Linked DNA regions of Mus musculus: regions 1, 3, 4 and 5 are each linked to region 2. Evidence: chromatin loops called from intact Hi-C (ENCODE). Cell type or tissue: left cerebral cortex. All regions are shown on one strand. Each heading gives the region's core, and the rest is flanking DNA. Links, peaks and the distances in the headings are about the cores only.

Evidence for each region. Hi-C counts contacts between places; a loop is a spot of excess contacts. Peaks named below come from ENCODE experiments on the same cell type or tissue, not always from the same donor. Only the 100,000 strongest peaks of a DNase experiment are listed, where the experiment ranks them.
Region 1: a loop joins it to region 2, with 2.4 times the contacts of the local background. A loop is called at or near these places in 7 of 42 quality-filtered maps.
Region 3: a loop joins it to region 2, with 2.9 times the contacts of the local background. A loop is called at or near these places in 9 of 42 quality-filtered maps.
Region 4: it touches region 2 in a loop (2.0-fold over the local background); 2 of 42 quality-filtered maps call a loop at or near these places.
Region 5: it touches region 2 in a loop (2.5-fold over the local background); 2 of 42 quality-filtered maps call a loop at or near these places.

The regions. Positions count from the first base shown.
Region 1 is chr12:72,231,681-72,237,635 of GRCm38, forward strand. The region is part of intron 3 of Rtn1 (reticulon 1); the gene reads right to left. Among named protein-coding and RNA genes, the nearest start is that of Gm52013, 25 kb to the right of the region's middle. In left cerebral cortex, for the core only: no CTCF peak of the experiment used is centred there; DNase peaks (open chromatin) are centred at 2,627, 3,473, 4,116 and 5,209; H3K4me3 peaks cover 4,785 bases; H3K27ac peaks cover 4,122 bases.
Region 2 is chr12:72,402,446-72,408,400 of GRCm38, forward strand. Rtn1 (reticulon 1) reads right to left here. Exons shown (of 9, transcript NM_153457.7): 1 at 5,866-5,955. Among named protein-coding and RNA genes, the nearest start is that of Rtn1, 3.6 kb to the right of the region's middle. In left cerebral cortex, for the core only: no CTCF peak of the experiment used is centred there; DNase peaks (open chromatin) are centred at 3,086, 4,856 and 5,491; H3K4me3 peaks cover 1,753 bases; H3K27ac peaks cover 920 bases.
Region 3 is chr12:72,282,729-72,288,683 of GRCm38, forward strand. The region is part of intron 3 of Rtn1 (reticulon 1); the gene reads right to left. Gm52013 (a long non-coding RNA gene) reads left to right here. Exons shown (of 3, transcript XR_003950281.1): 3 at 1-697. Among named protein-coding and RNA genes, the nearest start is that of Gm52013, 26 kb to the left of the region's middle. In left cerebral cortex, for the core only: a CTCF peak has its summit at 2,823; DNase peaks (open chromatin) are centred at 2,009, 2,879 and 4,390; H3K4me3 peaks cover 922 bases; H3K27ac peaks cover 1,561 bases.
Region 4 is chr12:72,302,085-72,308,039 of GRCm38, forward strand. It overlaps Rtn1 (reticulon 1), which reads right to left. Exons shown (of 9, transcript NM_153457.7): 3 at 1,573-2,334. Among named protein-coding and RNA genes, the nearest start is that of Gm52013, 45 kb to the left of the region's middle. In left cerebral cortex, for the core only: no CTCF peak of the experiment used is centred there; DNase peaks (open chromatin) are centred at 2,449 and 3,140.
Region 5 is chr12:72,351,729-72,357,683 of GRCm38, forward strand. The region is part of intron 1 of Rtn1 (reticulon 1); the gene reads right to left. Among named protein-coding and RNA genes, the nearest start is that of Rtn1, 54 kb to the right of the region's middle. In left cerebral cortex, for the core only: a CTCF peak has its summit at 2,604; DNase peaks (open chromatin) are centred at 1,984 and 2,699; H3K27ac peaks cover 324 bases.

The DNA of each region.
Region 1 (5,955 bases), core at 366-5,365, 170 kb before region 2:
GGGGTGGGGCGGAAGGAAAATATTTTTGAGACCTCCATATTTCAATTTATAAAAAGCCCCCTTTCCCCTGCATGCCTAGACTTTAGCTTCATTTTTATGATGTACATACCTGCAAGTATTTGCAGAGGCAGATAGACAAATATATTAGACAATATATAGCCAGTATCCACATTGATTAACTCTGGGTGGTAGAAACTGGGGTGATTTGTGGCTTTTATTGAAATCTTTTGACAAAAATAAAAAAATGCATAGTGTACCCGAATCTCTGTCAGAGAAGCAGAAAAAAAAAAACATTTCCATCTTAAACTCTGCCCTTCCAAAGGTCCTCTCGACAGCAATGAAGATGCTATAAAAAGAGAACACCCTGTTTTCAGTGGATCCCACTGCCTGAACAATACACATTTAAGATATTCTGTGTACCTAGAGTCTTCTGTCACTTGGGAAAGTCCCAGTGCCCCAACCGAGCAGGTTCCCATGGGATCTCATTAGAATCTGCACCAGGGAGGAGTTTGTTGTATAATGCTATGCTGTAATATTTGGCATATTCTAATGATGAGTCTAAATAAAAAGCTGTCTTTAATAAAAGGTGAGACTGTCTCCTATTTATATGTGTGCACAGGTGAGCATGCATGTGTGTACTGGTGTGGGGGCTGGAGAACAGTCTCTGGCCTCGTGCCCTAGGAGCCATCCATCTCATTTTTTGAGACAAGGTTTTTCACTGGGAACTGAGGTTCACTGAGTAGGTTAGTCTGGCTGGCCAGGAATCTCTGGGGACCCACTGTCTTTACCTCCCCAATGCTAGGGTTACAAGCTGACACGGAGCTTCTTAACATAGATTCTGGAGATCTTTCTTGCTAATTTCATGCTTCTGCAACAAGTATCTTATCGACTGGGCCATCTCTCCAGCCTTCAGATGCTGAAATTGACTACTTCTTTCAGTCTCTGTGGCTAAAATATGTGTATTTACCAGTATCATGGGATGCTTGGGTCTTTAGTAAATGTTTCAGCTAGTAACATTTAGATTAGACAATCCTAAAGCATTTCCATAGAGCACTGTAGGCCACCACAGAGTATACGCCATTTTGAAAGATAGCTAGATAACATCATTGAAAGGTTGCGTGCTGGCGGAGACAACACACACAAAGGAGTTGAGCTTTAGCACCTAAGCACATAACAGATCGCCAAGACACCACAGCACTACAGATGCTGCCCATTACAGTTTTTTGAACATGGTAGAAAGGGGAGGTGGGCAGGGGTCTTCAGAGTATAGACAGATTCCCACGGGTGGGGGTTGCTCATGAATCTTCATCTCTGTGGCACGGGACCATTTGGATTTAAGTTGTGTGGTTAAATATTAATATAAGGCAAATTACCGGTCCTCTCAGTCTTAAGCCTGGAATTCCCTGCCCAATACAGTGAGAGGAATGTCACGAAGGCTTAGGAACCAGCAGCACAGTCACTGACAAGTGGCTAATATTGAGAAGACTTTAGGACGGCCAGTCTGTGATGGTGGGGATGGGGACAATGATATAAGTGGGGTGTGGGCCTTGCATGGCTGCTGGATGTCGTTCTGTCTGTGAAGAAGGGCCTATGTGAACATATCTCAGAGAGGTGGGTGGGATCTCACCTCCTGTCACTCAGCATTCATGAGGGAGGTGAGGGGATGCCGGTCCGAGAGCCCCCTTTAACTAATGAATTTACCGCTTCTCACAGATCCTGGGCATGTTTGATTTACCTTCTTAGAGTCTCCCACCATCCAGGAGTTGAATGGAAATTTGAGAGGATACTTGGCAAAATGGAAACTTGTGAATATGAGGGCTATTCACCATCATTCAGACAACTTGTCTTTCGATAAATCACAGAGGAAAGCACGGCCTACCTCAGAGGCAGATGGCGGAACAGTAGGAAGCAGGGCTCCGGCTGTCACCAGCTGTGCACCTGACAGAAGCCTCATCTATCACCCCCGAGATGAAATGTGAAAACAAGCCCTCACACCCAGGGTTTGAGACGATCGGACCAAATTAGTAAAAGGGCCTCATAAATATTAAGACCGTTGTAAACTATAAGATTATCTCCGTTAGGACAGGGGACCTAAATCCTGTAAATTTTAGAGTTGTTTGTTTGTTTGTCTGTTTGTTTGTTTTGAGATAGGGTCTCGTGGGCTAGCCTTGTCCTCTCTGTGTGAGCCTGGCTTCCTTGAACCCCTGTTCTATAACCTAATGCTGGGATGACAGGTGTGTATGGCAATGTCTGACTTAGCCTCTTTCTGTTACCGTTGGTTTTGTGTTGTTGTTGTTTGTGATGCCGTGCTGCTCTACAGTCCAAGGTGAGCTTTGGACTATCTTCATGCTTCTATCTCTTGACTGCGGGTATTATAGGTGTGAGCTGCCACGCATTGCTGTCTTTCACTGCAATCATATATGTCGTGCGCACACACAGACAGACAGACACATACACCCTAAACCCATGCACTCTAGTTTTATAATACATTTCAGTGAAGTAATTCAGTGATGTAATTTATAGATGAAAACTGCAATGATAGAGAGGCAGCCTCAAATCCATGTGTTTCCTACCCAGGCAAAGCTTCTGTACACTTCCAGAGGGCATCTTCAGCAGTGTCTACTGACTTCTACCCATACTGGCCTCCTAGGTCACACCTATGCCATCCGTACACCGAGTTTTGCTGGCCTAAAAGTTGGGCACACTAAGAATTCATAGACACCAGTGGCTTCAACCCCAGATACGTATTAAACTCATCCAAGATCACAAGCTCTAGGGGTGGGGCCCAGCATCCTTTGTGTTTCTTAAAGCATTCTAAGTGACTCTCAGGTATAGCTGGGGATTAGAACAATTTGCTTTAAACATAGGGAACTGGAGTGAAGGTGATGTGTTTAGAATCTACTGTAGTTTTAGTCTATGATGGAAGTTCCCACAGGGGAGGACAACAAAGGAGTAATTCATTCTCGCCACCACGGCTATCTGGTGTCACTGAACTCTCTAGTTAGCTAGTGGCCAATTTTCAAGTAAATGGCATTGTTCTATTTGAGGAAAGGAAATCAATGAATCTAATGACAATCAAAGGTCACTGGGAATAAGACCCTTTGGTAACTCTGAATCAATCTCCACAGGTAGCTACATGGTTGGAAAGGAACACAATTGCCTTCAGAGGGTAAGTGATTGCGTTTTATGCTAATTCCTGATTATTAAAAAAATTCATTTCAAAATTTAAAGTAAGCCAATGCCAAACCCTTAGCACTGTGATGCTACAAATAAAACACACAAGCTGCTATCTTTCCAAGTCTGTGTCTGTTCAAAATAGAAGACACTCAGAAACAAACCCCGATCACCAGTCTTCATAGCCATCTGAACGTGGCATTCTTATGAAGGCACAGTTGTAGAGTGTGTGCATCCAACTGATGGGTCTAGGCACACGCACCCAGAAGGAGGAGATACAAAGCACTTTACAGCCACCCGCGTCTGTGCAGCCTGTGCCATTCCATGTAGCTGTCATCGTTTCCCGAAATTACACTCCGTGGCTGCGTATTTCTTATTTATTGGCATTTAAATTGATGGCCTACCTATTTACTTTTGACAGTCATGTTTCTAATAGGCCCACATGATTTAAAGTAGACTACTGTATTTTATGCCATTGACATCCAGTTCAACAAACAAGGGCCAAAGCCAAGCGTGCTTTTAATTCTGAGATTTCTGTTTTTATCTTTTCTTAAGAAAATAAAATAAAATAAAAGTCCTTCACAATCATTAAAGATGAAAAGAACATTTTTTTTTTCTGGCTAGAAGATGATGACGATGAAGAAGAGAGAAACTAAGAAAAAAAGAAAAAGATAAAAAGAGTCACCACGTAGTGCTCTTGGTCCCCAAGGATGCTGCAAACCCCTGCAGGTTCCATCAATGTGCCTTCTTCAGAACCGTATTTGTTAAATATCAAGACATTGGATCTGCCCAACCCCGGACTTTACCTCATACAATTCATTCTTGCAAATTCTCCCTTCCTCCTCCTCCTCATGCAAGGTGAGCAAGGTGAGGGATAAAACCTTAATGTAACAAAGGAGAGCCGGATGTGTGGGATATGAGGCTGAATAAAAATGGCTGAAAAGCAAGCGAGGCTGGAGGGCGGCCACACCCAGTGCTAATATGGACCGTTTCTAAACAGATCTGTTAGACCCGAGGGCAGCCGCCACGGCTTTGTTTCTCCCCTCCATTTATTTCACTGAAAGCCATTGTTAATAAATAAATGATCTAGATTATTCCAATGACAGTCACAATAACAAGACTATTTCAAAGCGAACCACCCTAATAAGTGGCTACGCCATCATAGTCTCAGGATTTAGAGAGCTGGTCTGCATTTCCAGTTTCCTTTGTGTAATCACAAATAACAAGCCTGAAATGGGTGTGTCCCTCTCTCCTAAGGATGCCCTCTCAGTTAATGGCTCTGATCTCAACCTTTGGGCAGAAATAAATGCACTGGGATGCAGAAAAAAAAATAAGGAAGCACTTTAGCTCCTCAGCTGAGAGATTAAACAAGTCCTGAATGATCAGGCCAGAAAAACTCCCGGAGGAGGCAAATGATGCATTATTTACAATACCACAATACACAAGAAAACAAAGGGGTGAATTGGGAGGGGATAAAGGCAGGGCGGAGGGAGGGGAGGGGGCAAATATCATTCGTGTCGATTTTGCAAGAACAGGTTTACTCCCCCCCGCAGAAAGCTCCTGGGTTTAAGTAAAGCATGCATGGTCCCACAGGTGAAATGATGCACAATGGCCGTGTCCAGATCGCGGTTCCGCGTGCGCCGCAGGCATGCACTACCGAAATAAAGAGAATACCCTGACTTTTCCAGTTGCTCCACACACAGTCCATCTTGGTGGAATCGGCAGTGGCCTGCATGGTGCGGGCTTGGCGGGCTCGCCGTGGCTCTCCTCCAGGCGCTGAGCTTGCACTCCGCGTCGCTGCCCGGCTGCGGCGGCGGTGGGCTCTGGTGGCCTCGCGGCTGCAGACTGAAGCGGCCCCGGGCGCGCGCGCAAGGGGCGGGCGGGCACGAGCGCCGCAGAGCGCGACAGCGAATCAGCGCGGTCCCGGAGCCGCCGGCGCGCGCGCGTGGATGCTGCTGCGGCTGCTCTATGCGACCGCGGCGGGCGCGGGCTGGGCAGCCTTGGGAGAGCTGTCCCTGGGATGGTAGAGCAGGCGACGAGGCGCGCGCACAGGCTAGGTATGGGGATGGGGGCGGAAGAACGGGAGAAGAGAGGAAGGAAAGGAACGCCCGCGTGGAGATGGCAGCTAAGGAGACCAGGGCTATTCCTAACCAGCATGGTGCATATTCTAGAAATTTCTTAGAAACATGAAACCTGTTGTCCAGGACGTGTGACGGTACAGATGCCAAGCTTACTGCATAATGCCCACTAGTCCTCACTGTTAGCTCGCCTCTGCTGTCCCCAATTCTAAAAATGTTGGTCACAGATTGCTGCCTGAGTCTCCAAAGGAGTGGCAAATCCTTTTTCTAGTTTGGAATATTCCACAGTTATCTAAAACCTTGTGAAGAAGATTGTGGCTACCATCCTGCCATTGTCCAAACTACAGTCACTGGGTGGAATCTTACTGTAATCCCAAAGGACTACAATTCTCTACTGTTTGTAGGATGAATGAATAAATATTAGAAGATGGGACTTGTAAGTTCCAGGTTGAAGCCTGTAGGTGTTGCCATGTCACATAGATGGGGTCACTGGTGATTGGCAGGGGATCAGTGTGGGGGACATTTAAGTAGAACTCATAGCAGCAAAGGGTTTCCTGTCAACACGGTTACCCTTTGGGACTGATCACAGTAGGGGAGGGGGCTGGAGATATGTATAATTTACAGATAAGGTTGATTTCTAAGAATAGCTAGCCAGAGATTTCAGGAGTCCCAGTCCAAATGTATGTGTAGAAGGAAGAGAATG
Region 2 (5,955 bases), core at 696-5,695:
TTCTCTAAGCTTCCTTGGTCACTACTGAAATTTAATTATAGAGCTGTAAGGCACTGTGCATGTTTCCAAAAGGCGGAGAGAACCAACGGCCCTGCCCAGCTATGACACTGATGAGCCTCATCTGGACCAGCATGGCATTATAACCCTAAGGGAGAGCAGTGGCACATGGATCTTAGCAGTAGCCAACATCTCTTCAGTTATACTTAAAATCCACTCAACAGGAGGGAGATCATGAGACTAGAGACCTATGTGACTATTCAGTGCTAGTGAAATTATGGTTATTGGGGGAATGAACAACCACCTATTCCCTAACAACAACCTACAAACATGTGTCCTTATACCCACAGATAAGTATAGTCTTCACCCCTCATCAAGGAAACTTCTCTTTGCAACAAACAGAGACCACTACAGAAAACCACAGCCCATCAAATTGTATACTTCTGGAGACCCCAGCCCCAATGGATACATTCCCAAAACACTCCCACACTTAAGTCTCAGGGAACATTGCAGAAGAAGTAGAAAGATTGTAAGAGCCAGAGGATCAGGGAGATTTCTGCAAGACCATGTCTCCTAGTAATATGACAATTTACACCCATAGTTCTCATCAACATGGCTGCCCAAATGTGGGTGGAACAGTGATGAACCAGTGAACATGCCTGAATGGAGAAAAGCCCACGTGGCCTCAACTGTAAGCAAAACTGTAGGCAACTGAGGAAAGCTGGAGACAGGAGAGATCTTATTCTCCAGCGAAGATCACAGCAACTGCTTGTCCAGTCCCAAATGGTCAACCCTGAAATCATGTAGCATACAAGCAAGTGGCATTATATGGAATGAGCAAGATATATATATATATATAAAGAGAGAGAGATGGACAGAGACGGAGAGAGATATTGGGATCTATATTTCAATTATATACACATATTCCATACACATATATAGAGAGAGAGAGAGAAAGAGAGAGGGATTTGAAATATATATGTGCATGTGTGCATATGCATGAAATAACAATTAGTGGAAAGGAGGCCATGACTTTGAAGGAGTAAAGAGAAATATATGAGAAGGTTTGGAGGGAGGAAAGGGAAGGAAGAACTGTCACAATTATAATCTCAAAAATAATAAACATATGTAAACCAAACCATAATAAATGAAATTGAAGATCCTGGAGTACAACTTAACAGCATTATTTCTTTGAAGAAGGGCAGAACAAGACAAAGAGAGTGAAAGCGAAATGGATTTATTTCCCATAGCTTTATATGCAGAGCAAGCTGCACTTATGTTTATGTGTCTTGTGCTGATGTCAGAGAGCTAGCTCATGCCCTCGCTCCTGTGACTCGGGATAATGGCGGTGGCCTCCCAGTCAAGCTCCCAGGAAAGATCTGAGAATGAGAAAAATGAGAACTGACACAAAGGGAGAGTTTGCCTAAACTGAACATGCATGTGAGACAACAGGGCATGTTTTCTAGGAGTCCTTGCCCTGTGACCAGCAGGGGCATGTGGTAACTGTACACCAGGGTGCACTGAGCAGTTTCTTTGTTTACGGATAAAAAATTTAATAGTCCGTGCTACCTAGGATGGACAGTAAAATGGGCAATCAATACCTTGCCTCCAAAACCCCAGTACTAGAAGTTCATATGCAACCTAGAAAAAGAACAGAAACAGGACTATTGGGGGTCGGGGGGTGGGGAGATGGAGGGGCGGGGAACAGCAAAGTGAGTTTCCAGACTGGTGACTTCAAAAACATCCAGAAAGTCCTCTTCATATCCATTTTCAATGTGTTTTTAAAGTGTAGCTATGTGTTAATGTAACCGACCCTTTGTATTCAGAGGTGTATACCATATTTAACTGTTAGATCAGCAGTTTTCAACCTGTGGGTCATGACCCCTTAGAAGGTCGAACAACCCTTTCACAGAGGCCACATATCGTGATGTAAATATCCTGCATATCAGATATTTACATCACGATTCATAACAGTAGCAAAATATCAGTTATGAAATCGCAACAAAAATAATCCTGTGGTTGGGGGTTATCACAACATGAGGAACTGTATTAAAGGGCTGCAGCACTAGGAAGGCTAAGAACCACTGGGCTAGACTGTATCCAGAGGCTGTATCTAAAGAAATACATTGCATTATGTTTCCAGACTATTTTACTCTTTCTACAGACTGCAGAAGCAAGGAGTAGTGCCACTTTTTGCTTCACTATCACTGTGACTTTCTCAAAATATGAAAGAGAGAAGATTAGAACTTATGCCTTTTGAAGGGTAGTGCCAGGAAGCATTAACATACACACACACACACACAAACACACACATACACACACACACAAACACACTCACACCTATCAAACACATACAACAGTAAATACAGTCTACTCAGTTTCCAAAAACAACAACTGGAAGAGCAGTGTAGTTTCCTAGATGGGGTATATATAATATCCTCCATGGAATTTAAATCAGGATAGATGGAAACGGAAGTATTACATTTGGCTTTTTAAAAATGTAATTATCAACTTCATAGTCCCAGGAATGTATATCAAAGAACTTTTCCTTTTCTTTTTGCAATTATTTACAAAATTATGTCAAATTGATCCAGAGAAAGGTGCAGCTGAGGCAGTCCATTCTGACCTGGTTCTCCTGGCCGGTTCCTATTCTGTCTTCCACATGGCTGCCATGCCGCCAACAAGTGAATTCCCAAAGCAGGCGATGAGTTAACCTCTTACCATTTCAATTTGTTCAGAGGTTCTTTTTTTAAAAAATTCTTTCTGTAAACAAAAGGCCATTCTTCTCTCCTTTTGTTTTTGTGTGCTCCTTTTGACTAGTTCCCAGGAATAAAATAACTGACCATGGGGGTGGGGGCGGGAGGGAGGGAGAGAGAGAGAGAGAGAGAGGGAGAGAGAGAGAGAGAGAGAGAGAGAGAGAGAGAGAGAGAGAGAGAGAGAGAGAGAGAGAACAGTTGCTCTTAGCGTCCTTTGTATAGAACTATGAGAAGCTGGCAATGCCTCCTCAGTTAGCAGCTCTGACACTCTCACTCTGTGGCTTCCACATGGTACTCTGAATGTTCCTTGGCCAAAGCTATCGTTGCACATGCCCACTAGCAATTTTAGATGTGAAAGATTATAGTGCAAGAAGAAACTGTTATTTTTTTGTTATTGTTGGGAATTTTCCATCCTACACAAGTGTCAGAAGCAGTGAGGATAGCTGAAAATCCATTCAGTGTAACAGGTCCTTATAGCTTGTTTGAATGGTACACCCCCACACACAAACATGCATACATACATACATATATACGTACATACATATTCTGGGAGTTGACTGAGAATATTTTTTGAAACTATTTCTTGGGGGACTTTAATTACCATCAGTGTATAAAAATAAATAACAGAATTTCTGGCCAGATGGCATGATCAATGGTTCATTTTCAGGAAAAAAAAAAGTTTTAAAACACCCATATCTGTCTGTATGTGAAAATGAAGCCTCCTGTTTATCCCCCTTCCTGCTTAAAGTCTTAAGTTTTGTCTCCATTGAAATTGAGGCCTAAAGTATTCTTTCAAAAGATAAACAATAATAATAATAGTAATAACAAAGTAGCCTTCTTCTGCTTGGAGGACACAGTGAGAAACGCCTGGAGGCCCGGAGGCAGAGCCACTGCAAACAGACTCTGGGATGCCTTAAGCTCAGGCTTCAAAGCCTCAAGAACATCAGGAAAACTGGTTTCTATTTATAAAGCAAAATATAAAACTGCAAAGTCAAGCAAGGTGCTCCACGGTCATCCCCCACGTTTTGTGACCAGTACACTATTTTTTTTTTCTTACACTGAAAAAAAAAAAAAAAAAAAAAAACCCTGCAAAATAGCATATAAGGAGGTTGGTTCTGCTTTTATTGGAATTTTTCAATAAATGTCTATTTACTTGGCTGCCATTTCCAACACCCATATCTTATACACCAGCCTATCTTGTCTATAAAGTACAGACTTTGGACATTTAAAATACAAGCCAGACAACCATATGAGAAATGCCTTCCTGGATAATAATCAACGAAAGCATTTCCATACAAATACGTACCCACCCAAACTTAGAACCTTGTTTGGTTTTATTAATTAATTTAATGCTTGGGAAAGGAAACCCCTAAATTGTTTGACAATACAAGATATCTTCATAATTAAGATGCTAAATGTGGAAGATGCTATTTCGTCTAGTACCAGGACATTGCATCTGTCTAACTGGTAGAGTAGATTTGTAAATGTTTTCACCATTAAAAAGAAATGATCACAGCTTGATTTAATTATTCCATAATATACACTATCAAAACATTATATTGCATAAGCTTTAGGTTATCATTTGCTGTTTGCTCTTGCAGTTGTTTTCATTTCTTTTCATTTGGACTCAAGAAGTTCTAAGAGCGACCAGGAATCTATTATTCGGTTTAAATCCTATAACCCATAACAATATATGACAAATAGGGCTGTCAATCTTTGGCTCTTTTCACATTTAGTTTTTCCCTTCCTCCCTCCCCCTCCATGCCCCAACCTCTTCTTTCCCCTCCCCCTCCTGCCCTGCCCTTCCTTCTTTCACTTGCTTCTCTTTTTATTTCTTGGTCCCCACTTTCTCTTCCCATTATTCAACACATTCTCCAAATCTCCTTTCCTGGCTTAAATCATGTTTGTTCTAGAGCAGAGTTTAGACAACCCGAGGCACTCCATATAACCCTCGAGAGGGGGTGGCTTAAGAAAGGGGTTTCCCTAAATCAGCTGCCAGGAACACATACGCCAGTCCCACCCTCGTCGCCTCCTCCAGGAACACCCACTCCCCAGGCCTCACACTACATTACCCAAACTACACAACTCCCACTCCAGCACAGCAGAGCCTCTCTCTCAGACAACAGCACAACACACCACCCCCTACAGTATTCCTTCTGAAAACAGCGATAACCAGGTAGCCGCCCCTCCCCCGCGGCGCCTGTCTCTAGCTTCCAACAGTCAGGACAAGCCATGGCCCTAGGGTTGATTCCACCAGGCAAGGATTTGGAGCGAAGGGCAAGTCAGGGGGAAAGAGAGGCCCAATCACTGACAATTTTTCAAAACGCAAAGATGAGTTCAGACTGCTGGGTAAACTGAGGCTGGACCACTGGCCACAGTCCCAGCATTCCAATCTGCAGCTGCTAAGACCTTCACATTTTAGGGGGTTCAAGTTTCAATACTCTGATAGATTCAGAAAAGAGCGGCTAGGAAATAAAGAAAGAAGGCTACAACTTCCAACCTTCCCAACAATGCTGTCCCTCCGGAATTCAGCTTGGGACTCATGGGGGTTTGTTTTCTGCGCGGGAGAAAGAGCTGAGCTGGAGGAAAACTGGAAAGGAGTAGGGTGTGGTGATTCCTTGAGGGAAGAGAAAGGGAAAATAAAGTCTCTGCGGTACTCCGGTGCCCTAAACCCAGCGGGAGGGTCCTGAGGCGGTGGGCCCGCCCGCTGATAGGCAGTCGTCTATCTCTGCTGTGGAGCTCGCTGAGCGCAAACACGCCCCAGAAAAACATCACAACCTGTCACTCCCCGCCCTGCTGCCCTGAGACCCCTGACAAGAAGAGAAAACTTGTTCCGGGGCGCAACAGAAGCCAGGCTTGCCAACGAGGACAATGTCTAAGGCTGAAAAAAGAGTAAAAATGAAATTACTGGACCAACAGCCTTCTTCCTCCTAGCCGCTGGCAGCACCCTGCTGTTTTCCACCAGTCCGCTAATATTTACAGTCGCCAGGAGCGAACCCCTACCTCCAGGTAGACAGGCCAGGAAGACGCAGAGAAAAGCTGTGGACTAGGGGACCCACAAGAAACACGGTCCCGGCCTCCATTTGCGGGGTCGCGGTGCGGGCCGGCTTACCTGTGGATGCAGTTTCCATGGCGACGGGAGGCGACCGGGCGGGGCCGGAGCACAGTTCCCGCGACGACGTTACCCCAGCTCCAGCGCCCG
Region 3 (5,955 bases), core at 666-5,665, 120 kb before region 2:
CAGAATGGTGAATTTTCTGGCTTGTGGATTGTGTCTGAATAGATCTGATATAAAACAGTCACCAGCTGTAGTCTGCTGGTCCCGGTTGGTTCGAGATTCAGTCATAGCTGCCTGTTCCTTGCTCAACCCATCTGCAGAGCGACCTGAGTGGGTTCAATGCTCTCCAAGATTGTTCTCAGGACAAAAACAAAACCTCCCTCTTTGAAAAGGTGTGTTTTCACATGGACCGTGGAGATCCAGAAGTAATTGTCAGCAGCCGGAGGATTCACGTCAACACGTCTGCTGGGACAAGAGCACGACTGAATTTTACAAAAGTGTAATAGAGCCCCAGACCTTAGCACAACTGACGTCATGATGGGCGTACCATTCAGACCATAAAACTCAACGTGTAGACAGTACCACCTGCCAAAAACAAGCGTGCAGACCTACTCCATCAGAGCCCGTAGGTCCGGGGAAGTCTCTAGGTGGACTGACCCTGCTCTTCAGCTTCTGTGGCTATGCTTCTGGCTAACTGTTCTTGCTAACTGAAGTATGTCAACTCAGGATGGCGTTTTGGTGCCTAAAGGCACACCATGAGAAAGGGACTACGCTATGATAAGAACCTCTGAACATGAATCTTCACTTTAGAATCACTGCCCCCAAGAACAGCCAGACCTCTGTCAGATTCAAAGATCTACTGAAAGATTGAAAAAAAAAACTGCAAATGCCATGCGATGTTTAATGATTTTGATGTGGGCAGATTGCTCTTTCTGTCTTTGGGAGGATGAAATGAATGAGTATACAGGGTCCATCACCAGGGGAAGGGGAAACAGAAATGCTCAGAGTTTGAAACTTGCCAACACCAAAAGGCCTGTGCTCTTGAGGCTTTAGAAGCCCTGAGTTACTAGATCCTGAACACCAGCACACATCCCCACCTCACAGACTGGTTATGCAGTGGACGGAAAGCTGGCTTCTTAGTTTTAATTCAGTGTTGCCTGTGCAGACAGTAGAGATGTGATGGATGTTGGCGGTACAATCTAACTGCCAGCCACAGAGAGGCAAGAGGACTCAAGGGCACGCCAGTGGGGCAGCCAGAGAGACATCATGCTGGCCTTGTAGTTGGGGACCAGCAACACCATGGTCGGTAGGAGAGTCTGCCTCTCTGGAAAGTTGTGCCTCCAAAAAAGCACAGTATTTGATGCCAACCATGCACACTGGGCTGGGGGTAGAAAGAAATGGCTAATCAGAAAACCAGGCCCTTATTATGAATGTTCAGTGAGATGAAGTTTGTGCAGCTTTTATTGGCCAAACAAATAGTTTTCTGGTTCTATTGAGTAATATAAGACTGAAAGAAAACACTCTCTGTAGTCAAAAGAATAGGAGTGGCCTAAATCTCCTTGGTATCTGGAGTTACTGTGTTAAAAAAACACTCCTAAGAGCATACAATAAGAGGACATGCAATGCTTTTCCCTAGTCCCCAAACTCAATTTTACTTTTGCTTTCACACAGGTTACTGCAGGCTCCTGGCTTCAGGCTGGGGAGTATGAACAATCCAATACGAATGTGCAGCTTCCTCCATCCCTCCTCTCTGCCCCACTTTGTACCTGATCCCTGATGGCCTCTATGGAGGTTAAATGTTTAATTTCAGTTATACAAAGGTCTGTTGAGTTTCTCAAGCTATGCAGTAACTCCAAATGTACCACATAACAGGGAGAAGCCAGGTAGAAAACACATTTGCACCCCACCCCCCGCAGTAGTGTGTCATCATTTCAGCATCTGAAACTGGTACTCGGGCAATTGAAGCAACAATTATTTCTGTATTTGCCACCCCACCCCCAGTAAACCAAACAAATACTGTTATTACTTTTGGACAACCTAATCTCTTCCTTTGAAGTAAAGGGGAACGGGAAGAAGAACGGGATCAATATTCCACTAATAATCCCCCGGCCCCCAGATTTTGGAAGCTGTGGATAAATAAGTACAGAAAGATATGAATACAGATACGGCTCAGCTGTTGCAGTGTAAGTCAGCAACACAGAGAGGCCGGGGTAAGTGTGGCCTTCAGTGTGCCTGGAATGTTTTGTGACATCATTTTTAGCTGCATGTCTCTACCAATGTCTGGTTTCAAGGACTGGGTCTTAGTCACCTTAGGCTCCTCAGCTCCTACCCAGGAATTCCTATGTACTTGATTCAGGAATCCATGAGAGTGTGGGTATAGACACGTCTAATAACGTAAATAAAGATGAGCCTACATGACCTGCTTACAATTCTGATTGCTTGACTCTAGAACCTCCTACCACAACTACTGATAGAAATATTAGTCTTCTCATGATGTTCAGTGTTCAGATCAACTTGACTTCAAAGCTAGTAAAAGTAGGTCAAGAGAAATGAACCAGACTGCCTATACCTCTGGACTGGACTTAACTTCACACTGCCTATCACCACCTTGCTCTGAGTTATCTGGGTTCATTTGTGTGGATACATTAATCTCCTTCATGGATGGGATGTCAGGGCAGCAGACAGTCTTCCTGTTCTCCACTCCCTCCATTCCAATGTCTTCTAAAAAGCCCAGCATATACTCTGTTCTTAATAATCGTTTATTCAGTAACTTTACTGAGGTGGCAAATGTTCACCCACTGAGAGTCAGACTGCTATTTCAGATAAAGCAAAGGGACTTAGGAACACACTGACTGCTTAGTTACATCACACGCTTGCACGTGCTTCCCGAAGCTGAAGCACAAGTCTCCGGGAAAGGTGCATGGAGAGCCAAGAGAACATGATCCTTGGACAGCAGCCCCATGCGGTGATCAGTGGAAGAGTCGGCCCCATCAGTGTGCGAGGCTTGGGCTGCGTTCTACTGAGATGTTAAAAAGAAAGGGGACTTGCCGCACGGAAGCCAGATGGGCTTGAATGCCATGGAACTTACAGCAGATGGCACTCAAATATTAAGCTAACATTTGCCTATGCTCCAAGACGAGCCGTGTGAAGCTGGTTACATGATGTCTATTTAGAAACAAGCAGCAGATAGGAAAATAAATCTGGTATCGCTAAAGCTGTCTGCTAAAAGCAAACCTAGGCATTATCACCCAATGTACTTTTTGTACAAAGGAAATGTTGATATTCCTAAGGCTGAGTTAAGTCTAACGAAAACACCCAGAACAGGGCAGCAGGAGCCCACTCTCCCCGGAACCTGTTCAAAAAACAGGCTCGGTCTGATGAAGCCGTGAAAATCTGCTTCTGTGAATCCCATGGCAACAGTGGCAGTCCTCAGACAAACACTTTACAAACCAGATTTGTTTTTCTTCTTTCTAAATACCTTTGTGTGATATTTTTGGAAAATGTTGAAATACAACCGGCATTGCGTAAGGTGTAAACACACTGTTCCAAACGCTCCAGTTTTAGATCGGGTGTTTGTTAGTTTCTCACTAACCCACGGTGGTGACTCTGCTGGTAACCCTGCAGCATCCGGCTCTCTGGGGGATGCCCCAGAAAGTCTTGTCAGCTGAAAGTCAGACTCAATAACACTTACAAAGTGCAGTGGCTATCCAGTCAGAGGAGAAGATACTCTCGAGATTTATAAGCAGCGCAATGTCACAGCATATTGGCCATCCACTTTGCCTGGGTTCTTCAAGGCTTCCTCCCAGAGAAGAGGAGTCACGGAATAGTCTCTGATTTTCTCATTAAATCAGAAGTATAAAGACTATGAAATCTTGGTCACCAAAAAGTCAAGAGCAGAGCTAATAAGAGAGTCATACAACCATGTGAACAGTGAAGAATCTCATAATGATTCTCTATGTGTAAAAACTTTCCTGGTAAAAAATGTTTGTCATAGACAAAGGAGCCCTACCTAATAACCAACTAGCACACAGAGCGTTGCCCTGATTTCTGTCATCATTTAAGACACCTTTGCTCACATGCTAATTAAAATAGATCAACTGAAAGGGGGGAATTGGAAGAGTATTAGAGAAATATGACATATTTATTTAAAGTATCAATAGTTCTGAGGTTATGCAAGAAAAATGTTTCTGGTTTTGGATATGCACATTGAAACATTTCCATGATAGCAACTTTATTTTTAAAATACTTCCCCCAAAACCAATACAACCAACATGACAGGATCCTAGTGCTAAATTCTGCCAAGTTATAAATGAAAACTCATCCTGTTATTCTAATCTGTGAGTTGAAATTTTGCTTAGAGATCATTTTTAAATATCTCAATGTATAGATTATGGAGACTCATTCCAAATCATTAGTTAGAGTCAGGTATTTGAAGAGTCAGTCTTTACCTGCTACCAAAATATATATTGTTAATGGGCAGAAGTTCCTTGTCAATGCGTCTCAAATCCTGCCCATGGGCTTTAAAAAGGTGTGACGTGGGTAAAGAAGAAACAGCAAACAGTCAAGTCCTTCCAGTAGCACGCCTCCTTCCCACCGCTGAGACAAGAAGTTCTATGTGAAGCCTATTTCCTATTTGCTACATTGCACCATCCAAAGAGTGCATAGGCAAGCTTGTTTTCCATTTAAGATAACTGAAAGGGGTTTTTATGCAGACATTTTTTTATGAATGGAGTAACATTTTATGTGACAAACTCTCAAACCGTTGCTTATCTAGTCTAAAGGAGTCACCCCATATTTGTTATTGTGAAAACATTAAATCCTGCCTCACTGTTATTCAAATGTCTCGGAAATACCCGTTTACCAGAAGGTAGCAGTCCTGAAAAACAATGCAGACAAACCTTTATGTGGGAAGCTGCCTGATCTGAGGGTGATGTGCGGAGGGCAGCAACCTGGTATATGTCACACTGGATTCAAACAAGTCATTAAAGTCCTGTCTCTAAAGTTTCTACTGCCTTTTAGCTGTCTGGCTACAGCTGATAAAAACAGAGATTAGGGCTCAGGCTAAAGGTTAAGCCCAAGAAGGCAGCTGTGCCAGGTGGGCTTCACCAGATCCTGACAAAGTGGCTAATTCATACCTCTCATTGTTTGAGGGAATATGAATGATGAGGTTATCAAAGGGCAGGCTGCTGACTGGCAGGTGTGGGGCGTGGCTACCAAGGCAGAATTACATAGGCAGAGCATCAAGCCAGCCTCAGGAACACCTGGCCAGAAGGCTCATCCACCAAGGACAGCCCCCTTGCAGTCTCACATTCTCCTGGGTCCTTAAACAACCTGCAACCTGAGCATGTAGCATTTGAGGTAGTACAGAAAACACAGCCCAATTAAAAAATGGGAGTGTAATTGCTGCAATTTGTGATGTTCCAGTTCTATCAGCCTGACTACTTCAAAAGCATCACTCAGTTCATAATCTCATTACAATTGCAGAGAGGACAAAATATCTTTATCTTTATCATAGATAAGGCTTTGGAAGTTTTGGGCCAGTAAGTGATAGATGGGGATTCACACCCAAATCTGTCTTACTCTAGAACATCTATATCATTTGTCAAATCTCTATAATCACCTCAATAACAAACTTGGTTTTTAGTAAGGTTCTTCTGTATTCAGAGTACCAAAAAAAAATTATTCAGAAAGTTTTCCATTGTATGGAGGTTATAAAACTTTAGTAGATTGGCCTGTACACAAATGTTCTCCAGGTTCAGTTCAGCAAACAAACAGTTAAACGTTGGCCCACAGCGATGCCACCTTGGCTTATCAACTCCAATCTATTACTGACCACCTCCACGGAACCTCTAAAAGCATCTTTCCCTGCCAACTCCATTGCCCTTTCCAGAGCTGATCACCCCAGGGGAGTACAGCCAAGAGGCAAAGTCCTTCACCAGTAACAGCAGGTGATCTCCACACAGAGCTCTCTTTTTAATTGCTCCATTATTCTTTAACCTTTCACTAGGTATAATAACATTTAAATGGGCTTTGTGGGAAGAGCATAAACTACAAAGCACACTGGCATTCAGTGAAAGTCCACACCAGCAACTGCACCTCCTGTCTGGAGTCATCATCTGGGATTCATCTGCTCATCAA
Region 4 (5,955 bases), core at 353-5,352, 100 kb before region 2:
ATTTGGGAAGGAAACGGGCCTGCCTGTCATATGTTACATGGCAGCAGGACTGTAGCTCAACCATTTCAGGCTCAGGAGGCTAAAGCTGTTCATGTCGGCGCAGCTCCTGCATGCCATGGGGCTCTTCCCCATCCCAGTCAGAGTGGTCGAAAAATAATCTAAATTAGTTTCAAAGGTTGCCAAGCAAATATGCATTCTTACTCTTAAATTTGACTTCAAATACCCTCCCATCCCATGCAAATAATGCACTTTAAATCCTGGAGCTAGTTATTTGGATAATCAAGAGGCAACAGGCTGAGGATATTGGGTTGCTCCACAAAACTGGGGGAAAAAAGTTATCTTGGCCTCCACAAGCATGTAATGAGGATATCTTGTAATATACTGCTCTAGATCCTCCCATTTTAGTGATCATTTTAATGTGCCGTGTGTTGGCTTTCCAATAAGAAAGAGTTTGTTCTCTATTTTTATACGAGGCACTAAAGGTTAGCAAAAGCTATACCCAAGAGGGTATACCTTTGAAATCAATTATCTCAAGAGGGCAAAATACTTGTCAAGAAACAGAAAGTGAGCCGGGCGTGGTGGCGCACGCCTTTAATCCCAGCACTCGGGAGGCAGAGGCAGGCGGATTTCTGAGTTCGAGGCCAGCTTGGTCTACAAAGTGAGTGCCAGGACAGCCAGGGCTACACACAGAGAAACCCTGTCTCGAAAAACCAAAAAAAAAAAAAAAAAAAAGAAGAAGAAGAAGAAGAAAGAAAGAAACAGAAAGTGGAGAAGATGGAGAGCAGGGGCCCTGGAGCGAAGGCGCGCTCTGAGAGTAAGTAGCGCCTGCCTCATCTGGCCATCTGGTTCTTTTCCCTCTGAAATCCATGAAGAATCTGCAACCAGGTGTGTTGGGCAACTTGAGATACTGGGGAAAAAAATCTCCTTTATACCCACGGATTCTAGATGACAAAATACTGAGTTCTTTCATTTGAAGACTTTCTTTGAGGGAGAAGCTAATGACTAAAGTAAAATAATTCTAAATTATAAGCAACTTTAAAAACTACTGAATCATATTAGGTGCCACTGGGGGACAGAAGAAACGGTGCGAGCAGTTTTGGTGGCTGTCTTTTCCGATTATCTAGAACTCAAAAACCAAAACTCTCTTTCCTTGGGTATGAGAAAGGATGCGGCTGGTCTACACACGGCCCATTTAGGCAAAACTGAGCTAAAAGCGGGTTTAGGCATGAAGGGACTTAGCCATCCCCCGTCTTTAAGTAGGAAGACACTGGCAACAAGTCTGGACAGTTCCAAGCAAAGCTTCACTTGTCCACAGAGGTAGCCAGCCCTGGAGTGGAAGGAAGGATGGGGTCACCGACTACAGTCCTGGGGAGCACACAGAACCCTTTGTGATTAAGGCATGGAAAGAGAAAAGATGCTTAACTCACAGGAAAACAGACCGCAGTGGCAATGGGCCACTGGCCCCAGACACAATCATGGTGACTGTTCAGCTTCCTGGGGCATACCTCAGGGCACCCAGGAAGGACTCTGGCAGGACGACCCTACTTGAACCAGAAAAGCTGTCCCCTTTACCTTTTTGCTTGTTGAAGAAAGGCAGAGGGGGCATGAGGCCAGAACCAAGTGGTCCAGGAATTTCGGTGGCCGTGGGACTTTGACTGGAACTCACAGCTTCCTCTTCAGGCTTCTGCTGCTGTGATCTGGGCGGCTCCGGGACCGAGGCTCCATCTCCAGACGATGGCTCTGGGCGGGATTGGAGGGCGGCAGCGGGGGCAAAGCTGAGCATCGGGTCGGGCTCCACAGGGCCTTGGTGGCTGGGCGCTCGTTCTTCGGTGGCCCGAGAGCCTGTCTCCTCGCGGATGGCGTCCAGGGCACCCGGTTTCATCGGGGGCGAGTCCTGCTCGCGCTTGGGGCTCTCCTCCGAGGCTGAGGAGGCATCACAGGACTCGATGATGAGCTCGCTGTCCAGCTCGGCCTCACGCTCCTCCCGCAGGATGCTGTACTGGATGGATGGAGAGGCAGGAGAGGGGGGCGGGCCCGACACATGACCGAAGCTCACATAGCCAGAGGGCAGGGCATCCTCAGAGGCCATGGGGTCCTCTGACACCAGCTCAATTTCTGAGTCTCCGGACTCGGCACTGCTGGCCTCCTGGTCGAGGGGACTGGGGATGGTGGGCAGCCCAGACCTGGTCTTGGTTTTGGGTTTGTCGGCCACCTGGCCCACTGGCCTTGGACTCTCGGTGGTTTCATATGATAACCCCTTTGCTTCTTTAATGGCAGCAATCAACTCATCCTCGGAGACGCTGCCTTTCCCCTGGGACTCTGCAGCAGATGGTTCTGTCCTCCCACAGAGCGAAAGAGAGCCAGAGAGGCACACACACGGACAGACAGATGGACACAGAGAAAAGAAATAAAACAAAATTCCATTAGGGGAGATGTTTTGTCGTTGCTTGAGAAACACACATCTCATTAGTACAGAAATAGTCTGTTTCCAGGGCTTTGCTGGAAAGACAAGCCACCTAAACTAAGGCTAATTACTGTTGTGGCCCAATTAATTTACATACCTATCCATCTTAATCTAGCTGTTTTTAAAAATGACCCTGTCATTTCTTAGCAACAGAATCTTGGCTGTCCTGTCTGTTTTGGTGCACCAAAGATTCTAGAAGTCATTTTAATTTCTGATTCATTCCCTCGAGGGAGTTTCTCAGCTACACAGATTTCATCAGATAATCAAATGGACACATATCCCTAATTGAGTCCACCAACATCAAGAAATCTGAAAGTTATCCTTACCCCATGCCCAGGGCAGCCCATTCTGTCTCTGTCAATAAGAGGAGATGGACTTTGGCTAGACTTCTGAGCTTTACATTTCTCATGAGAATGTTTTTATTTTTAAAGCCTAAAATTCAAAGGTTTTGCCATTTCTGCTTCCCTCCCCACCCCCACCCCCACCCCCAAGAGGATTATCAGCCGTGCCACCTCATGGGACTGCAGCTATAGCAGCCCACTGCTGTACTTTGTTGACCCCATCTTGAGAAGACATCAACTCAGAGTCACCCCGTCCCCAGGGCAAGTGTCTGCCTTCTGCCTGATGTTCCTCCAGATGGCCTGGAGGCCACACTGGCAACCCTGCTGAGCTTGGCTGTTGAAATCACCATGGCAACAGTGTTCAGGAGTTTGGTACTGTTTTGCTATAGAGCAGGCAGGGCCTTTCTTCCCGGTACCTTAGACGTCCATCTCTGGACCTTACGTGGCAAGAACTGAGCATCCAAAGTTTCCTACAGAATATTAGGATCACTATGGGGTTCTAGGGAGGCAAGATCATCTTATTATATTGTTCATGGCTGCATCATCTGTGGCTCTAGGGTTCTGAGAGGACCAGATAACGTATTTTAGAGTTTTAAAATTCTCTACAAAGCAGGACCAACTTTACCCTACACATCATAAGCAGGGTCAAAAGTTCGAATGGCAAGGGGTCACATCACACAGCAGTATGTATAGCAAGTGCCTGGGGTGTCCTAGCGAGTGCCAGGAGGGAGAAGCAGAGTAGGCTAGGGGAATCAGCTGCTCTGGACAGGGTGGGAAGAGGCTTCTGCTTTAAACAGATCAGATGAGACTTCTGTAAGAGGCGGACCTAGATTTAACCCTTTGTTTCCAAAGGAAAAGTGTGCCAAGCAGTGCAAAAGCCTGGAGACCGGAGTCACAATGATCTATCAATACCCAAAAGAGGCCATGATGTCTGGAAGGACTTATAAACACGGAGTATGGTAGAAGAAGTGGAGGCAGTGTGGGTGTGTCAGAGCTCAAGAGAAGTTTATCTGTAGAGAGAGTGATCACTGGAGTAGAGAAATGTTTGAAGTGTCTTAAAACAACTGTTTCTCCTGAACACAAGTAACATTATGTGGACTGAGGAGTTTATACTTATAGATATGTATGCAGCATTAGGAATTAAGTGGGGAAGGTCATGACCTTGAAGTGGAGCAGGACAGGGCACTGGGGAGACTTTGGAGGGATGAAAGGGACAGGAGAAATATAACTATTACAATCTTAAAAATATAACTTAAAACGCAAAACAGCTGCTTCATTCTCTCAAACTTTTTGACGATTGTTACTGTACCACCTCAAACTGCTTTCGTCACTCTCTTCAGTAAGCCATGTGCTTAAGTCCTTGCTCTGATTCCAGACAAAGTGGTAGTGTAAAGGTTACACGAAGTTACTTTCACGTGGTGGGCTAAGGATGAGAAGGAGGGAGGGGAGGGCCAAGGGTGCCAATGGGGGGCATGATCTATGGCACCATTCTGAAGAATGGATTCTTCAGAGGACAGTGCTGGCACCAGCGCAGCTCCGCATGCGAGCATCCGCTGGGTGACAGGCACTTTACGTATCGCACTTACAACCTGTTGCAATGGCTTGAGCAACCATGTAATATCGGTCCACTAGTGCTTCTCCCGCCCCACCCCCTGGCAACTTTCTTCCAGTCCTACCATTTTCTATGTATTCTGTATATTGTCCAGGATCCTTTCCACCCTGGTTCAGTCAATAGGAAAGGCTGAAGGAGGGAGATGCTGCGGTATTGTTCATAACTCCCTGTGTCTTTTAAAGTTCTACCTCTTCACAGGTTTCTGAATCACCTCCTCCTACTCTGCTTGGTCTAGGGAGAGTAATGTCTCCCTACACGAAGGTCTTGCTGTTGTCTACTGGTTCCCTTACACAACACGGTCTCAGTCTCTTCAGTTGCAGCCTCTGAGTGGATTGCTGGTGTCCTGGCAGAAATGACTTGCCGTGAATCTAAATGTGTGACTTTCTGTTTCAAATGCCTTCGCTGTTTCATGTGCCCCATGCTTTCCCTGTTTTAAGGAAGCCCAGGTCTAAGATGGGACCGGTTATCATTTGTAAATGAAGAGAGGAAAAGTGATTGGGTAATCATATGCAAAAGGATGAAGCCAGAACCCTCCTTCATGCTACATGAAAACCTTACTTTAGATGAAACGGTGACCTAAATAAGAGGTGGGAACAACCCCAGTACCCCTTAACTAATAAGTGGATAAATTAAGTGTGATATGGCCTTATAGTGGAATATTCTTTGGCCATAAAAAGGAAGGAGACAGTGAAATATAGAGGCATGAGAAAGCATACCTCAAGTTACTGTGCTAAGTGAAATACGTCATGGTGAGCTGCATTATTATAATATTACATTTATATAAAAGTTTAGAATAAGCAAATGCATAAAGAATGTGGATTGATGGTTTCAGAGAATGGGAGAACAGGAAGGTAATGCTGCTGTTGGGCATCAATCGCTGCATGATGATGCAGGGCAGCTTCTCACTGGAACCCAGAGTTTGCTGACTCAGGTAGTATAGCTAGAGTATTCTGATAATTCCTGTCCCTGTCCCTCAAGCACTGTGACTACAGTGTTACAGGGCTGACATGCCCTCTCAGCCAGCATTTATGTGGATGGGAGGGCTCAGAACTTTGGTCCTCACTGAGCCATCTCCCCAGCCCTCTTTCACCACAGTTCACATCTGAGCTGTAAAGCTCAAGGTTGCCTCCAGAAATCCTAAGTCAGTAGGAGAAGGTCTAGGTGGAGCTCCGACACCTGCCTTCTGTAACTTGGCGTGCGACTCTAACAACTAGGATTGTTCTTCCAGATTGGCTGGTAGATTTAGCAAGTAAAAATACAGACCATTGCCCTCAGTTGCCTCCCAGAATGTAAGGGCTATTGCTGGAGATAGCACATACTTCTGACCAGGAACTAGAGGAATTGGAAGTGACCCAGGAGCTGCCTCATAGTACCCAAAGGCATTATGCAACCCGACAAGGGACAAAAGCGATCAATAATTCTCCATAGCTTTAAGGCTACAAACTACAACAATGACCAGCACAGCAAAATGCCCTCAAGGGTACAATAGTGCTACTTATGTCTTGGATGTAACCAAAAGCTATCTAATTGAACTTTAG
Region 5 (5,955 bases), core at 404-5,403, 51 kb before region 2:
AATATTCCATTATGGACATTATTGCTATGATTAAGAAAGGGCTTAGCATTGAAAAAGGCACTAATACCTTCTCCATGAAGTCTAAAATAAAATGCTAAACACTAAACCAGAAGAACATGAATACCATTGGACTGAGCACAGGGTCCCCAATGAAGGAGCTAGAGAAAGTACCCAAGGAGCTGAAGGGGTTTGCAGCCCCATAGAAGGAACAACAATATAAACTAACGAGTACCCCCAGAGCTCTCTGGGACTAAACCACCAACCAAAGAAAATACATGGTGAGACCCATGGCTCTAGCTGCATATGTAACAGAAGATGGCCTAGTCGGTCATCAATGGGAGGGGAGGCCTTTGGTGCTGTGAAGATTCTATGCCCCAGTGTAGGAGAATGCCAGGGCCAGGAAGAAGGAGTGGGTGTGTTGGTAAGCATGGGGAGTGATGAGGGGAAAGGGGGTTTTCGGAGGGGAAACCAGGAAAGGGGATAACATTTGAAATGTAAATAAAGAAATATCTAATAAAAAATGTGGAATATGTTCCTCTCATAAAGATTGAGTATTATTGTATTATTTATGATAAAACAATGCAATATAACATACCTCTGGAAGAAGGGGTGTTATATCTATTTGCCCAGCACAAGAGGCCAAGAATCATGACCCGTTAGAATGTCTACAATGCTGATTTTAAAAGAACAACCTCAGCACAAAACCCACAAAGCAGCTCCAGTCATTACGGAGCCAAAGCCAGGATCACCAGCTAAGGCTCACAGGAATGAGTCTTTCTCAATGGCTACAGTCACTGGGGGACACCCTTTCTTATGCTAAGTAGGCAAACTGGGGGTTTGTCTCCTCAAATTTTATATGAATTTCATATTGCCATTGTAACAAACTGCAAAAATATAGTGGCTTAAATGACAAAAGCTTAATTATGGAGCTCAGAAGCCCTAAAATCAAGCTGTGGGCAGGAATGGGGTCTTCCTAGCGGTGCTGGCCCAGACTTGGTTTTCTCTTTGCTGCGTTCTGAAGCTGGTTGCCCACTCCTGCCTGCTGGCCATGCACTGCCTGCATAGCTAACACTGGTCTTTCTAACTAGGGCCTCTGCTTCCATCCTCACATCTCTTGCTGTCACTCACTGGTTCTCCTCCCTTCCTCTCTCAAGAGTCCCTGTGATTATGTTGGGCCCTCCCGGGATATTTCCACTCTTTAGTGTCTTGAATAGGAACTACAAAGTCTTTGTTTGACACATCAAGCAGGTTTCACAGATTAGGGTTTAGATTTCTTCGGGGGCAGGGGGTGGGGGAATGACACTTTCCTATCTACTGCAGTGATGGAGTTAATAAATTCACGGACAAAACCTTTTAAACACTGAGGACTTGAAAAGTCAGATAAGTATTGAACCATCAATGGTGAAGCATTCTGACACCCTCAATGGTAGATATCTGCTGAGATCATTTACAGTTCTCAGATTTGTTAAGCAATTGGATATCTGATTGCCTAAAAAAATGTATAAATTTCTCTCTACTGTAATCAAGTGAATTATGCCTTGACTGTATTTACAAATGGCCCTAATCATGTGAGTTTTCTTAATAGAAGAAAAAAATCTTTCCATGGTTTTAGATGGAAAAAAAAAAGAATATGAAACTTTTTCAAAATGAATTTTAAAATGAAGCTAAGAATGATGTAGTTATCCTGAATTGAAACATGTTTTCTGAAATCAGCCATACTCGGCAAAGTTCACTCATACATAATAACCCCTCGGGGAAGAATTCTTAAGGCATAGAAAGCATCAGGAAAACATGGTTCATGTTTAAGAGTCAAAGACAGATCTAGGTCATCTGCAAAATCATAAATGTTCTCAAAACCAAGAGATAGTTCGGATTATAAAGCAACCAAGGAAAATGAATTTCAAAGCCAAAGCCCTCAAAGAGAGAGTGGGATGTATGAGCCTGTTCATCTGTGACAGAGCATGGGAGGAAGAGACAGCCACCACAGAAAAAGGATAAGTCATCTGGAGGGCTAACAAGTTTGAATACAAGCTGACACATCCTTTCAGAGCTGGAGCCCAGGCACATAGAGAGTTCTCACTCTTCTCCATGAAGGGACAGAAGAGTAGAAGAAGCCTTTTGGTGGCCCAGTGATGAGCTCCTGAGTGGTGGGTTGGGAGGGCCTATGTGAAATACAGCCCCATTTCTTCTCTCCTGGGGTGTGTGTGTGTGTGTGTGTGGGGTCCCTTAAAGTGCCGAGGGACATGACAAGACACCTTCCCCACTGTCAGGATTCAAGGGGGAAAACTATCTTGTCTGTGAGAAATACAGAAATTAGGTTCTTGTACTCACAGAGGGAGAGAAAGGTCTTTCAGGACCAGCATTCTGCATCCAAACAGATCTGCTCTCTAGGGCACTGCTGAGGGCTTCTAGGAGAGTGTCCTTAGCTTTGCCGAGCCTGCCAAACTCTACAAGGCAGAATTTGGTAGCCAAACATAGAGGGGCAGGGACATTAAGAAAGAGTTTCCTTTAGATTCCAGCTTAGAGATCTTGACTAAAGCTAAAGTTGGAACGGAAGAACCTTCCATCCACCCCCAACAAGTTGGTACCAAGTAAAAAGCAAAAGGAATTCTGCCAGTAGGGGAGAGTTGAGGGAATGTGGGACAGGCATGCAGAACCTGCTGGAACCTTGTGTCAGTAGATGACCATGGGACACAGGGGACAACAGCAACCCACAGAAGCCTGGGAGTCAGGGATGGTAACTATGGAAACAGAACCCAAGCTTAGTCCAAGCACCAGGACTGACTCAGCCCTTCACATGGAAGAAACACTCATTTCTGGGCAGTACTCCCTAGTTGCTTCTTTATCTGTATTTCTTCTTTATATGATGCTTGGCATTTATTCAAAACTTAAAGAAAAGGGAAAAAAACACACCATTTTAAGTAGTTGAAAATAAAACATGAGTAAGGCACCGAATAGAACAGACTCGGTAGCAACACAAATGTCAGAATAAGAGAACTTTGCCGCAATTCATGTAACAGAAGATTGAGTAGGAAAGACTGAACAGGGGAAATTTGGGCGGAGAGTTGGGAAATGTTAACAGTACTTAAAATGTAAGTGATAGAAATCAAAGATGCTTAAAAGGTTGACAAGGTGGCTCAGCAGCTAGGAGCAGGCATTGCTCTTGCAGAGAACCTGAATTCCTAGTACCCCATAGTTGGCAGCTTACAACCTCCTGTAACTCCAGGTCCAGAGGATGAGACAGACCCTCTCTGGGAATCCTCAAACCAAACAAATCCGTAATGGTATATACATAGTTAAAAACAAATATTCTTTTAAAGTGTTCTTACAAACCTTCATCAAGTTCACCAGCTAACTAGACACAACTGAGGAAGGAAACAGACATGAACTGGAAGATGGGGAAGCAGAAATTACCCAGGATGACACACAGTTACTAACAGTGGTGGAACAACCAGAAAGGACATCCAGGATCCGTGAGACAATGTTAAAAAACAAAACAAAACAAAAAGTTGACATATGAGTGAGCAGAATCTCAGAAGGAGAATAAAGAACATCATTAAAGAGGAAAGACATTTGGAAAAATAATAGCTGGAAAACTTTCAAAGTCAATAAAGACAAGCAAACAAAAGACCCCCCTCAGCCATCTCAGCCATGCCACAGTCACGCGGCTGAGAACTGGATGGAAGTATGGCCACCGTCTTGAGAAGAGGTGATGAGCTGCTGGATTATAAGAGCAAAGCTGAGAAGCATGGTGACTGCCCACCACAGTAGACACAGGACAGGCACCTTTCAGTACAAAATGAAGGAAAAGCGTACAAACTTCTAAACCCAGGACAAATGGAGGCAAAACACCCTGACCCCCACCACCCTGACACTTCCCGTGGCAACCCACACCCGTAAGAACTCAGTTGTAGCAGATAAGTAATCAAAGTTACCCAGAGTTCTCTAGGAGAGAGCTAAGTATGAAAATTTGCAATACAGATTCAGATGTACACAAGAAAGATCCCTAGAGAGGGCCAAAATGAGGGCAAACATAAAAATCTTGAGAGTCATTTTAAAGCAGCTGTCTGCAACTTGTAAGTCTCCACCCCTTTGGGGGTCAAACAACCCTTTAATAGGGCCACCTAAGGCCACTGGAAAACAAAGACATTTACATTACAATTCATAACAATAGCGAAATTACAGTTATGAGGTAGCAACAAAAATAATGTTATGGTTGAAGGTCACCACAATAGGAGGAACTGTTTTAAAGGTCGCAGCATCAGGAAAGCTGAGAACCACTGTTTTAAAGGGTAATGATCTAAAACAGGAGCAAGGACTGGTCTCCTACCTTCAAAGAGCACAGCAGACATAGCAGGACAGGGGGAGTGTATATTCATGGGTAGAGCACTTCGTGTGTGCACACTGAGGGAGGGGTGTGTTGCCACAGCAGCTTGCACATCGGTGTGGAGGCCAGAGGCTAATGTCAGATGTTTTCTCAAGTCATGGCCTGTCTTCCTTTTTGAGACAGGGTCTCTCCCTGAACCTTGAGCTTAACAGGTCACCAAGGTTAGCTGGTCAGTGAGCTAGCTCCTGGGACTCTTCTGTGACATGCTGAGGCGCTGGAGAGCCAAGCCTGAGTCCTTATACTTGGATGGCAAACACTTTTCCAACTGTCCCACCTCCCTGGAAATATAATCTCAAACAATTTACGGCATGTCGTATCTGACGAGATCCAATATTATAGGGTAGACTGTGTGATATTAGAGAAAGTTCCAGGGTTTTCAGTCTCATGTTGTTCTAGGAGAAAACAGTAATTCGTGGGGGAATGTAGGAACAAAAGTATCCCCAAACCAAATGCATTTGTGGTCAGACAGGACTTATCAAACTCTCCAGACCTATGAACACACACTCCTTCTTGAGCAGCACTATATGGGAGCATCCAACAGCTTCTGTGTTCTCAGGCTCCCATGTTCCCAGAACTGTGGGCTGAGGACTGATGTCTGGACACACTGTGGACAGCTTGAATTTGTTGAAGCAACTGTTATGGTTACTGCATAAAGTGAACTTATTTTCCTCTTGAATTCCAGTTACTTATTCGTCAAAATGAAGCTTCTAAAAACTGTGAATGAATAACATTTTTATAAACAGAACTACAGCCTTTCCAGCGGTAGGGCCTAGGACGATGCTGTTTGGAGGGTGGGGACACAGCCGGCCCAGCAGCATGGCTGAGAACCTAGGCGGACGTGGTCATCCCGATTTTACTTCTGTGGTGCCCCATTCTGCTTCAGCACAGTGGAATGCGACTTTGGTTCTGTTTAGAGGTGATTTGGTTTTCTCTGAATCTGTTTTCTCAGTCTTAGCTGTGAGTATATCTTGGTTGGTATCTGTTTCAGTAATTGATGGAAAACTTTCAGCCAAGTTTGGCTATTAGCACACTCCATCCACACTTGCTGCCTGTATTAAATTTGATACTAACTAGCACTGAGTTGTTAGTGGTACATTTAATACTCATAGATGTCATTTTTAAAGACTTTTTTGGTTGCCAGTTCGAACATCCAAGTGGCTACAGTAAAAGAGAAGTCGTCTGTGTCAGCCAAGAACTCTACTACTGGGGAAAGCTTCCTGGCCTTGACTTCCTGGTACGTGCTTAAAACCAAAGCAGAATCAGACTCAATAGAACAGGCAGAAGATCTGATTATATTATCGAGTCATTGTTTCTCTCCAACCAAAATTATGTGATAATCTTGCTAAGCCAGAGCCAGGTAGCACTTTTGGCCTGTCTAAAAGGTAACCAATAGCTAGTTATCAAAGAACTCATTCACACGTGAAGGAGAAATGCTAGGTAATTTTCAGGTGACATTTAGCTCTCCTCAGCTTCCACTGCTCGACAAAGAGCGGCCATGCAACAATCTCCCGTGTCCTCAGTCTAAGCAACGAACAAAACATGTCATTTACTCTCAGAGAAATGCACTG